Linked DNA regions of Mus musculus: region 2 is linked to region 1. A link is a loop called in an ENCODE intact Hi-C map of the cell type or tissue named here. Cell type or tissue: left cerebral cortex. All regions are shown on one strand. Each heading gives the region's core, and the rest is flanking DNA. Links, peaks and the distances in the headings are about the cores only.

Region 1 (5,372 bases), core at 271-5,270:
TCACAAATGATGCTCCACTCTCTTTACTCAAAGCTGTGTCTTCAATGCAGTGATAAAGATGCTAGTATCTTAAGTCTCCTTCCCTGAAGCCATTTACCCTGACAGAGGACTTCATCTCTTGCTCACTTCCATTCTCTCACCTGCACAAAGTCTGAACGAGGCTGAATGAGAGAGAGGTAAAGCCTATCTGATTACCTCCAAGCAATTTCAATCAAAGGAATCCAAATCCAACCACACAAAAACTACCACCTGGCTTTTCTGGGCTCATTTGGAACCTTCCTGTCCTGCCTGATGGGGCTCTGTCTCCTGCTCCCCCAGAGCATACCTCTCTGGGTCCCAAGAACTGCATGTAATCCTGCCTCATCTTTTTCATACTTTCTCCAAACAAAATCTTTGCTACATTGAACCCTAAAATCACCAATTTTCTTTCTTGTAAAATTTTCTCAGGGGCCAGAGAAATGGCTCACTGGTTAAGAGTACTAGTAGCTGCTTTTCCAGAGGACCTGGGTTCAATTCCCAGCACCCACATGGCAGCTCACAGATATCTGTAAATCCAGTTCCAGGAAATTCAACACCCTAATACAGACAAGCATGCAGGCAAAACACCAAAGCACAGAAAATAAAAATAAAATTTAAAAACTCTAATCTAATATCACCCTTGCACAGTAAGTCTTGAGTAAGTCATAGTCCTCACACAATCTCACACACCAACACAGACACACACCTTCCCTTCACAGGTTTAATTCATACTGGAGAAGGAGGTAGTCTACAAAATAGCTCTTCATTTTAGGTTGTAATGGAGCTATTTATGATGCCAAAGACACTTAACACACTCAAACCAAACCACACAAGAAAGTAATGCTACTAATCATGTCGACCCCATCAACCCCTCCACCCCCCCACCCCACCCCCACATTGACCCGTCAATGTCAACTTGGGTCCAGCAAGAGTAACAGGCAGGACCTCCTTTTCCCTAGCTGGTGGCTATGAATATGTGGGAAGATACAGACACTCGATTCTTAGTCAGTATTGCAGAAATTTTATCTTCCCTATAAAGCTCCCTTCAATGAGGAAAAAGTTGCCTCTCACCCCAGTCCTGACTTCCTCCCTCCCAGGCTTAGTTCTGAGTGACAGTATTTGGAAGAACACACAATTACTTCAGTAAGGTCACTGCTTAACAAAAGGTGGCAGGAATGAGGAATTGTCCTTTAAAGTTTCAAATAATCTCCAAGTGCCTTGGCAACTTTTTAGCCAAGGATGTCAAATGAAACAATGAACCTTACTCCAGCACTCAACTCCTTATTCCAAAATGCCAAGTCAATTAAACATAAATATAAACCTATTAGAAAAGAACCCTTCTTATTAACCATATATCTGCTCCTTATGACAACACAAAACATAAAGAGGAAGACCAGCATTTACTAGAGTCCCTATAACCACCTAAACATTTAAACACCAGAATCAAAAGTGGAATTAAGATTAACCCTTTGCCAATCTTAGGGTCCAAACTGACAGCTTACTAGCACATGGGAGATCACTGTCAGATTGCTTTGGACAAGAAGCATGAGTTTAAATTCATAGTTTTAAAATCAGATCCATATAATTAAATCATATGTGTAGGATGCACAATTTAACTATTACTTTCTGAACTACTAATTTCTGATTACTCAAAATATAAAATAAAAATAGACTCTAAGAATCTTATGAAAACACAAGTACTAAGATAATTCGATAGGGAGAAAAAAAGTCTTTTCAGTATTGGTAAACGAAGTCCCAACTATTCAGACTCCCCCCATGAATAAAATCAATTTCGTCAATATAACAGAACCCTGTATTTTAGACACCTCATTTCCTCAATAAAAGCATCTTAACCACACTGAAATGTCCAAAGCAAGGCTCACCTCTTCTGTTCTGGGGGGGAAAAAAGGTGCCCTCTGCCAGCCAAGTTCAACTGGCTTGGGCTGTCTTATCTAACTCAGGATTTCATTTCCTAGGGAAAGAAGTCTGCAATCCAGGAATACAATTGTCAGCACCCCATATACAGTTCAAACTATCCTCTGAAGTCACTCAGGTCACATTTTTAGGGTCTGAACTAATTCACATAGTTATTCCAATCCAAAGACAGGAAATTGCATAAAATAACTGCATATACAGTCAGGTGCCATTCAGAGATGTGGTGATGAATAGACTATCTATACTGGCACAAGGCGGTTAACGTGCACACCAGACACCCAGAAAACAACCACTACCATCAGAACCTGGGCAGTACAATGGAGCAAAGGAGCCAGGAGACTCCGACGTGCAACTCCTTCAAGATGCCCAAGTTGGCCATCAATGGAGCACCATTTTGAGTTTTGAACCTATGTTTCACTCCCAGAAGCCAATGGGCAGACCACTCAAATGGAGGTTTCATCTGGCGAAGGCAAAGGTTGGAAAGAACTCAACTAATTACACACGGAAGCACCAGCACTGTCAGAAGTCTCAGAACGCCATAGGTGCAGCCGAGCCCCGCCGGCTCCTCCTCCTCCCCGGGCTCCCTCACAGCATCCCAGCACCATCCTTCATCAAGATTCCTCCAGCGACGCGCAGCGCGCGCGCCAACCGTCTCCTCGCCCGGCCAACGCACAGGGAGATGGGGGTGGGGGACAGCTTCAGGTCCACATCTGCAGGTTTTAACTGCTACGGAAGCATTCGCTACATCTCACCTACTTGGCGAAGCCGCGGACCAAGCTACCCTAAAAAAGCAGAGACGGCGTCGGGGCGCTCGGGTTTCCTTATCTGTTAACCCGGTCGAGGTAGCTGCATTGGCGGCGGTGGCGGTGCGTCTTCCTAGCACGCAAGCACTCCGCAATCCGTTTGCAACACCGTTACAAATAAATCCACCTCATTTCACAACTGTAGGGGGCCCTCGGGGTCGCCCATGGCTCACCAAACAACGCCACACTGCGGATCGGTGTATGCCACCCTTTGGGAACGCACGGTCTGCAGGGGACCATGCAAGGGGAGCGGGTATCATCCACCACTGCATTAGTTTTAAGAGAACGAGAGAGCGAGCGCGGGGGTTGGGGGGAACGGCTAAGTGTCCGACCCCTGGGTCCCCATCCCGATGTCGCACGCCCGGCCAGGAGCTCGCAGTCCGTGCCTCTCCTCCGCCCGTCAACCCCGGCCGGCGCCGCACGCGGGTAGCTCGGGGCCGCCGCGCTCCGGCTCGGCCGAACAAAGGGCCCGAAGACCTCCGGGCGCTGCGGCGGTGGCGCTCTCACCTGGGCTCCGTCCCCGGCGGCGGCTCCGCGGGGCTCCGGCGGCGCGGGCCTGGCGGTGGAGAGGTCGCTCTCGGCCGCCCGGGGCCCTCGGGGGCGCTCCGGCGGCGGGGGCCCGCTCAGTGCCGGCGCCGCAGGATCGAGTCCGGGCGCGGGCGGCGGGTGGGCGGCGGCACGTCCCGGCAGGTCCAGGTCCAGTGCCCGCGACGCCGCGACGCGCCCTGCTCCTAAGTCTCGGCGGGCCGCGGCTCGGACGCAGCCCGGGTCTGAGGCGGGGACGGCGATGGGCGGCTGGGCGCGGGGCCGCTCCGCTCCCTCCGCCTCAGGCTCCGGCTCGAGCGGGCCCGCGGCGGCGGCGGCGGGAGCGCGACGGCGCGAGGACCGCCTGTCACGGGGGCGGCCGGGGTGACCCGGCGGCTCTCAGGGCTGCACGGCGACGCGGACGGCGACGGCGGCTGCGGCTCCCGGGGCCGTCGCGCTGAGGTGCGGAGCTGCCACCGCGGCCATCTTGTTGCTCTAACTGACAAGAACCCCCCTCCCCCCGCTCCAGCCAGACGCGGCGCTCGCGCCCCCGGCCCCGCCCCGCGTGGGCCTCCAACAGGAAGTCGTACCGGCCCCCGGCACGTGACTCCCACCGCATCTGCATACCGGAGGGCGGAATGGCCAATCAGCGCCCTGATCCTGAGCTCCGCCTCCAGGCAGTGCTCCCGATCCCATTGGTTCGTCACGAAAAGACCACGCCTCCTCCTTCTCCCCTAATACCCGCCCGCGCTGTGGTCGTCCAGACCGCGCGTGGAGCGCGCGGGGGTGCGAGCTGCGCGTTCTTCACGCGCCTCGGACGCGCGCCTTTCCTCGGAGCTGACGCTCCTTCCCGGTCAATGCGGAGAGCCGTGCGGAATTCTCCCGTGGCCGCTTGCCTTCACGCTTTTGGGCACTGTGACTCCGCGTTAGCTTGCGCACCAAAGGGCCGCAGATTCAGTTCTGCGTAGCCGCCTCCGTTCTCCGGTTCTGCGCCCCGCCGTATCCCGGGTTTGCGCAGCGTTTTCGCCCGGCGGCGCTGGCCCTCTGCGCAGCGGCGCCCTGAACCTGGCGCACGCACTGGCGCGCCTCCGGCCCGTGCCGTGCACACGCCCTGTACCTCCCTACGGTGCACACTCGTACGTGCGCGGGACGCGGCCTAGAAGCTCGCTGCGCGCTCCTCGCGGCATCCTCTTGGCCCCCTCCTTCGCTCAGAGGCTCCCCGGGGATTGCTCTGACGCGAGCCAAACAATCCCGGCTGCAAAGCAGCCCCCTGGGGAGGCCTGCTTTCCCCGCAGCTACTCCACCCTACAGCGAACGCAACCTGCCCACCCCAAGCCCTGGGCTGAGACTACACACCCCGCATTTTCTTCCTGGCTCTGGGAAGCCCGCGGTGGTCCTCCATTCTTTGGCTCCTCCTTGGTATACATATACGTAATAATCTGGTGGGTAAGGTCCGAAGCACTGTGCGCTCCGTAGAGTCCCTTTCAAGTTTCTGTTCAAGCCACGGGAAGATTTTGAAAGCTCATATTTTTCTCCACAGAGGGTGATGGAAGGAGCCTAATTCCTCTCCACCACCACTCCCGACCCTGATGTTCTGGTAGATCCGCGATGCTTCTGAAAGTTGTCAGTGCTGTAAGAGGCCATTCCCTGTCTATGTGTTCCCGTCTGGAAGAAGAGACAACGCTCTAGTAGTACCTTCGAGATGCAGTTTTGCTGCCGCCAGTGTCATGTTTTGAAATGTTTGTGGAGAAAAGGGACACAACAGACTTGCTGCTCTCGTTTCCCTTCAGGGTCCCGTGAGCTCTGTACACTCCTTTCTTTCTATTATATTTTAAGCCTTCTGGTCGTCAGATTTACTTACTCTCCGAAGTCGGCTTCAAACGTCTGTTGTGTATTTTTCATCCTGCAAACCCATATCCCCTAGAAAGATCTGATGGCAGATGTGGCTCTCACAGAGACTTCTGCCTTTTCTATTCAGCATTTTATTGACTTCAGTTTAATTCTTGACTGCTGAGAACCTGTATCTTTTGTGTCTCAAAAGTCCAGATATTATCACATGATCCAGGAAGGAGCACAAATAGCATCCTGCAG
Region 2 (5,372 bases), core at 100-5,099, 240 kb after region 1:
ATACACCAAATCTCCCCACTGGAAACCAGATTAGATTTTATTGCTCCATATATCCTGCTTATCTACGCTGCGCCTCCAATATACTTCCCTCGATGACTTCGAGGCTCCGCTCCACAATGAAAATGCAGAACCATCTGGTCCTGAGCCCGCGCCGTTTATTTAAAGATTTAATTAAATACTGTAAATGGAAAGCTTCCCTGAATTAACATTTTAAATGTGACTTATTGCAGGTTTGATATTGTCTTAATGCCAGCCTGGGAAACTCCACCGCAAGTTGTTGACGTTCAAATTGAATTCATTTGGGTGGCTCCGGGGGGACCCATTAATTAATCTAAACAACTAATGGGGATTGGTTCTGACTTTTGATGAAGATTATTTACTGAGACAATTTGCGATGAATAAAGAGTCACAGTAGGCAAATGCTTAATTGAATTCAAAAAAGTCTCATTGTGCTTTAATATCAGGGATGCGGGCGTGTGAGTAAGCTTTGAAATGCAGGAGCAGGGCGAGAGCCTCAATCTCTTACCCCAGCTAATAACAGAGCGAATGGGTAATTACATCCGCCGGGTAACGTGCGCCTCCATAGGACAACAGGTCTGCCTGGCTAATCACTTCCTGGGGAAGAAGAAGAGTCTGAAAGCACAAATGAAGACAAGATCCTGCCCTTCATCAGGCGGCTAGGTCCCAGGAAGCCCCAGGAAGCAGCCTAGCAGCAGTAGCTGCCGCCGCCGCAGCCTCAGCAGCCGTCCTCTCCCCGCCCCTCCTCCACCCTTCAGGGCCCGCCCACCTGGGGAAGCGCCTCTCCTCCCGCCCCAGCTCCCTCGGGGCATGCTGCTGTCCAACTCTCCAGGAGCTCTGATGAAATTCCACCGGGATTAAGCCGGAATGAACTTTCCAGTCTATCTATCTTCTCATTTCGTCTTCTGGGTCAGCAGCTCGGGTCAGAACTCTGTTTGGAGGAAAATGGAAGTTTCTAGAAGAAGCACGCATATCCAGCCTGTAGCTTGTGCCTGCATGCAGCACAACACAAAACTGTGAACTTACCCAAAATATGAGAAAGATAGGTTTTGGGAAAAAAAATTGTAACTCCACTGCATAGTTCTCATCGTGAACTTTGTATGTCTTGGCAGTGTCAAAAGGCCGGCCATGCTTGGCACAGGGGGAAAAAAATCTCTTCACAGAGCCAGCATGGCCCAGGCAGAAGTCTACCCCACTATGACATCCTGGCTTCTGAATCCGGGCCTCCTCCAGAGAAGTCCTTGCCTCATGTGGTAGCCTCAGACTGGAGACGCCCCATGCCTCTCCACCCTCCCTGCCTGAGGTAGCAGCTCCTGGCCACCAGTCTGCAGTCTGCTAGATTCCCAGTGACTCCAGTGTTTCCCGTGATAAAACACCAAGACAACCTACAGACAGAAGGAAAGGTGTATTTGGGGCTGACGGTTCCAGAGAGTGAGGTCAGCTTTCCAACAGCTGTAGATTTGGCAACTGGAGCGGGAACTTGAGAGCTCACACCTCCATCAAGACACAAAGACAACACACGCACAAGAATGGTCCAAAGTTCTTAAGACTCCATCCCTGGTGACACACCTCCTCCAGCAAGAGCTCACCTCCTAATCCTCCCCTTAATAGCTACCAACTGGGGACGGATGTGCAAACACGTGAGTCTTTGGGGACCATTCTTATTCAAACCACCACAGCGGGGTTGTGTTTTCTGTGAGAGGAACAGCTCTGCCCTGTTTGTTCCTCTCTTTCCCTTTCCACTTCTCCACTTTCTACCTCTGCCTCCTGTTTCACTGTATCTCTCTCTGTCTTCTCTATCATCAACCTTGTTTTTCTCTGTTTCTCTGTATCTATCTTTTCAAACAACAGTGTGTCTTTCTCTGTGTGTTTCTTTGTATATCTCTGTCTCTCCCCTTTCTCTATTACACTAATCTATGTCCATTCTCTCTCCACCCCCCACTTCTGTCACACCACAGCTGGACAGGTGACTGGGAAAAGGGCACACACTGGGGACACTTGCTGTTCCATGAGGGTGCACACCATCGGAACCCCTAAATATTGCTCATGTAAGGCAGTAATTTACCCAATGTGATGATTAACATTGTCAGCCTGGCAGGATATAAGGTCACCAGGGAATAAACCCTCTGGTCATATCTGTGAGGGAGTTTCTAGACTGGCTTAACTGACATAAAAGGCTCACCCTGGATGTAGGTGCCACCTTGCCAAGGGGTGTGGTCCTGGACCGAATAAAAGGGGGAAGGACACCAGCCTCCATCTGTCTCTTCTTCCTGCCGAGGATAGCAGGATGGATACCATGCCATAACCAGCCACCTCACACCCTGCCAGCTTAACTTCCTCACTGTGATGGACTGTATCCATTCCAGCTGTGAGCTGAAATAACCGCTCCCTCCCTCAAGTTCCTTCTTGTCAGGCACTGTGTCACAGCAGACCGGGAAGTAAATATCTGCCCCCGTGGTTAGTCTGAAGGGCTCTCTGTGGTTTTAACAGAAGGGCTAAAGCCCAAGAGAGCCACCAGGACAAGGGCACGTGTACTGGGGATCCAGCCTAAGGCTGTTGTGTAAATGCCAGAGATGCCTTCTCCCTGCGGCGCCTCCAACAACCATGCCCCCCCAGAGGCTCCTGATGCCCCCCCCCCCCCAGACATGTTCACGCGCAGATGCCTGGATGTGTGTTTTTTGCTTCTTTATTTTTTTTAACGCACTTAGGGTTTTGCCATGTTCACAGTTTCTGCGCTTGTTTTTCTCACTCTGTAATGAATCTTGGAAACTTCATTTAGTCGTAGGCATGTTCCAGCGGACTCAAGACATCAGTGTGCTTCAGGCCTTCTTCAGTTTGTTTGCTTTGATACAGAGTCTCGTGAAGTGGAAACTTCTAGTTTCTTTCAAAAGTTAGTTATGTCAAATGATGTTCTGCTGAGGCACACAGGTGAAAGGTGCTAAAGCAGACACGAGAAAGGACACTTGATTAAGGAGTATAAATATGACCCCACAGACCATGGGAAACAAGCACTGAGCACTGATTCGGCTTGCACTACCTTGCTATGCTGCCATTGAGAGAAGCTCGCCCAAGAACTGCTGTGAGGATCCTCCACAGCCTCACCTCAGGCTGGTTGGTGAGCTTAAGTTCCTCTGGGAGTAAACTATAGCTGCTGGATTGTGCCTGGTGTGGTGTGTCTGCCAAAGCTACCAGTTGTGTGCTGTCAGCCTGCCTAGGGGACATTTTTGCTTCAGTTCAAGGGTCCCTTCCCTACCCTGTTTGTCCTGGCTGATCTTATGTCAACTTGATACAAGCTAGAGTTATCTGAAAGGAGGGTACCTCAATTAAGAAAATGCCTCTGTAAGATCCAGCTGTAGGGCATTTTCTTAATTAGCGATTGATGGAGCTATCCCTGAGCTGGTGGTCCTGCGTTCTATAAGAAAGCATTCTGAGCAAGCCATGGGAGCAAGCCAGTAAGCAGCATCCCTCCATGGCCTCTGCATCAGCTCCTGCCTCCAGGGTCCTGCCCTGTTTGAATTCCTGCCCTGATTTCCTTTGATGATAAGCAACAACGTGGAAGTATAAGCTGAATAAACCCTTTCCTCCCCACATTTCTTTGGTCATAGTGTTTCATTGCAGCAATAGTAACCCTAAGATACCATTCATTCATTTCTGTGCTATGAGCTGGCCACTTTGCCTGCATGCCTTTTTTAAAATTTTATTTGTTTGTTTGCTTGCTTGTTTTTTATACAGGGTATCTGGCTCAGCCTACTCTAGAACTCCAAAAATATCCAAGACTGACCTTAAACTTCAGATCTTCCTGCCTCTTACTCCCAAGGGCTGAAGTTTCAGGTGTTCTCCAGCCCTGCTGTGGGTGGGGTTTAGTGCTTCTTTTTCAGTTAAGTCCCCTGTGATTGGACAGGAAAAAGGAGGCGGAGCTAGGAGTGGGGGCGGAGGGGAAGAGATAGAGATCGCTGGAGGAGGAGAAGGGAGGAGGAAGAAGGAAGAGAAGCCAACATGGAGGCAGATGGACAGGAAGAAGATCCTGATCCTGTGTGGGTTTTTGTTTTGTTTTGTTTTGTTTTTTGTTTTTTCGAGACAGGGTTTCTCTGTATAGCCCTGGCTGACCTGGAGCTCACTTTGTAGACCAGGCTGGCCTCGAACTCAGAAATCCGCCTGCCTCTGCCTCCCGAGTGCTGGGATTAAAAGCGTGCGCCACCACGCCCGGCTCTGTGTGGTTTTAAACAGCCACAAGTAGCTAAGATTTTCATAAGGTTAGAATAATTGGGGTAAAGCTTTTTGTTTGTTTGTTTGGTTTTTTTTTTCGGTTTTTTTTTTTTTTTTTTTTTTTTTTTTTTTTTGAGACAGGGTTTCTCTGTGCAGTCCTGGCTTCGAACTCAGAAATCCCTCTGCCTCTACCTCCCAAGTGCTGAGATTAAAGGTGTGCGCCACCACCACCCGGTTGGGGTAAAGCTTTTATCATTATCAATTAGCTCTGAAATTATTGAATTGGCATCTTGTAAATTGTGATCTTATTGTTATATAAATATGATTGGATAATTAAGCTTTAAGAGTCATGTTTCTACAGGGTAAATAGGTATTGAGATGGCTGATTGTGGGGTGTATGGAGCCATGTGTGGAAGCGAGAGGAACTCTGGAGCCCTGTCCGAGAGATGGCCCAGCGGGAGTCCTGTGGCCCCACAGGGCCAGAAAGTTGGCAGGCCAAGAGAACAAGTGAGTGAGATCACCTGGCATGGGGACTGGCTCCAGAGAGTTGGTGGTGGCAGCAGGAGCATGGCCTGGCCCCACTGAGAATTGGAGGGTTCATTTTTTAATATTTACCACAACACATGTACACGCAGACATACACATAAATAAAACATAAAAAATAAATCTTGGAGCTGGAGAGATGGCTCAGCAGTTAAGAGTATTGACTCAGGTCCAGAGGACCTGAGTTCAGTTCCCAGCAACCACATGGTGGCTCACAACCATCTGTAATGGGATCTGATGCCCTCTTCTGGTGTGTGAAGACGGCTACAGTGTACTTGCATATACATTAAATAAATAAATAAATAAATCCAAAAAGCAAAAAACAATAAAATCTTTACTAAAGAAGAAAGGGTAGTCAGCAAAGGAAAATGAACTGCTAAGTGTGTCATTGGAACCACCAGGTGATGTCATGACATTCTTCATATTGCACAAGTGTGTGGACCCAAATTAGAGGGAAAGAAACAGCCCAACTGTCTCCTGGGACTCCACACCAGCCCTGTTTCTCTCCATGGCACCAGGAAGGACATTGCCTGCAGGTCCCCCTAAGCAAAAGGCAGCTCTCAGAGCAGCCTAGATTGGCTCTGGGTGGTCAGAACCCAAGCCCA

The links. Hi-C counts contacts between places; a loop is a spot of excess contacts. Peaks named below come from ENCODE experiments on the same cell type or tissue, not always from the same donor. Only the 100,000 strongest peaks of a DNase experiment are listed, where the experiment ranks them.
Region 2: a loop joins it to region 1, with 5 times the contacts of the local background. A loop is called at or near these places in 5 of 42 quality-filtered maps.

Annotation. Positions count from the first base shown.
Region 1 is chr11:117,653,223-117,658,594 of GRCm38, reverse strand. It overlaps Tnrc6c (trinucleotide repeat containing 6C), which reads right to left and starts at 4,306. Exons shown (of 22, transcript NM_198022.2): 1 at 3,909-4,306. In left cerebral cortex, for the core only: a CTCF peak has its summit at 2,908; DNase peaks (open chromatin) are centred at 2,598, 3,940, 4,411 and 4,921; H3K4me3 peaks cover 3,648 bases; H3K27ac peaks cover 2,635 bases.
Region 2 is chr11:117,410,420-117,415,791 of GRCm38, reverse strand. Gm34128 (a long non-coding RNA gene) reads left to right here and starts at 4,522. Exons shown (of 3, transcript XR_880326.2): 1 at 4,522-4,731. Gm11729 (predicted gene 11729) reads right to left here and starts at 1,403. Exons shown (of 3, transcript NR_132097.1): 1 at 1,045-1,403; 2 at 788-949; 3 at 424-615. In left cerebral cortex, for the core only: a CTCF peak has its summit at 4,987 (motif pointing left); DNase peaks (open chromatin) are centred at 143 and 716; H3K4me3 peaks cover 497 bases.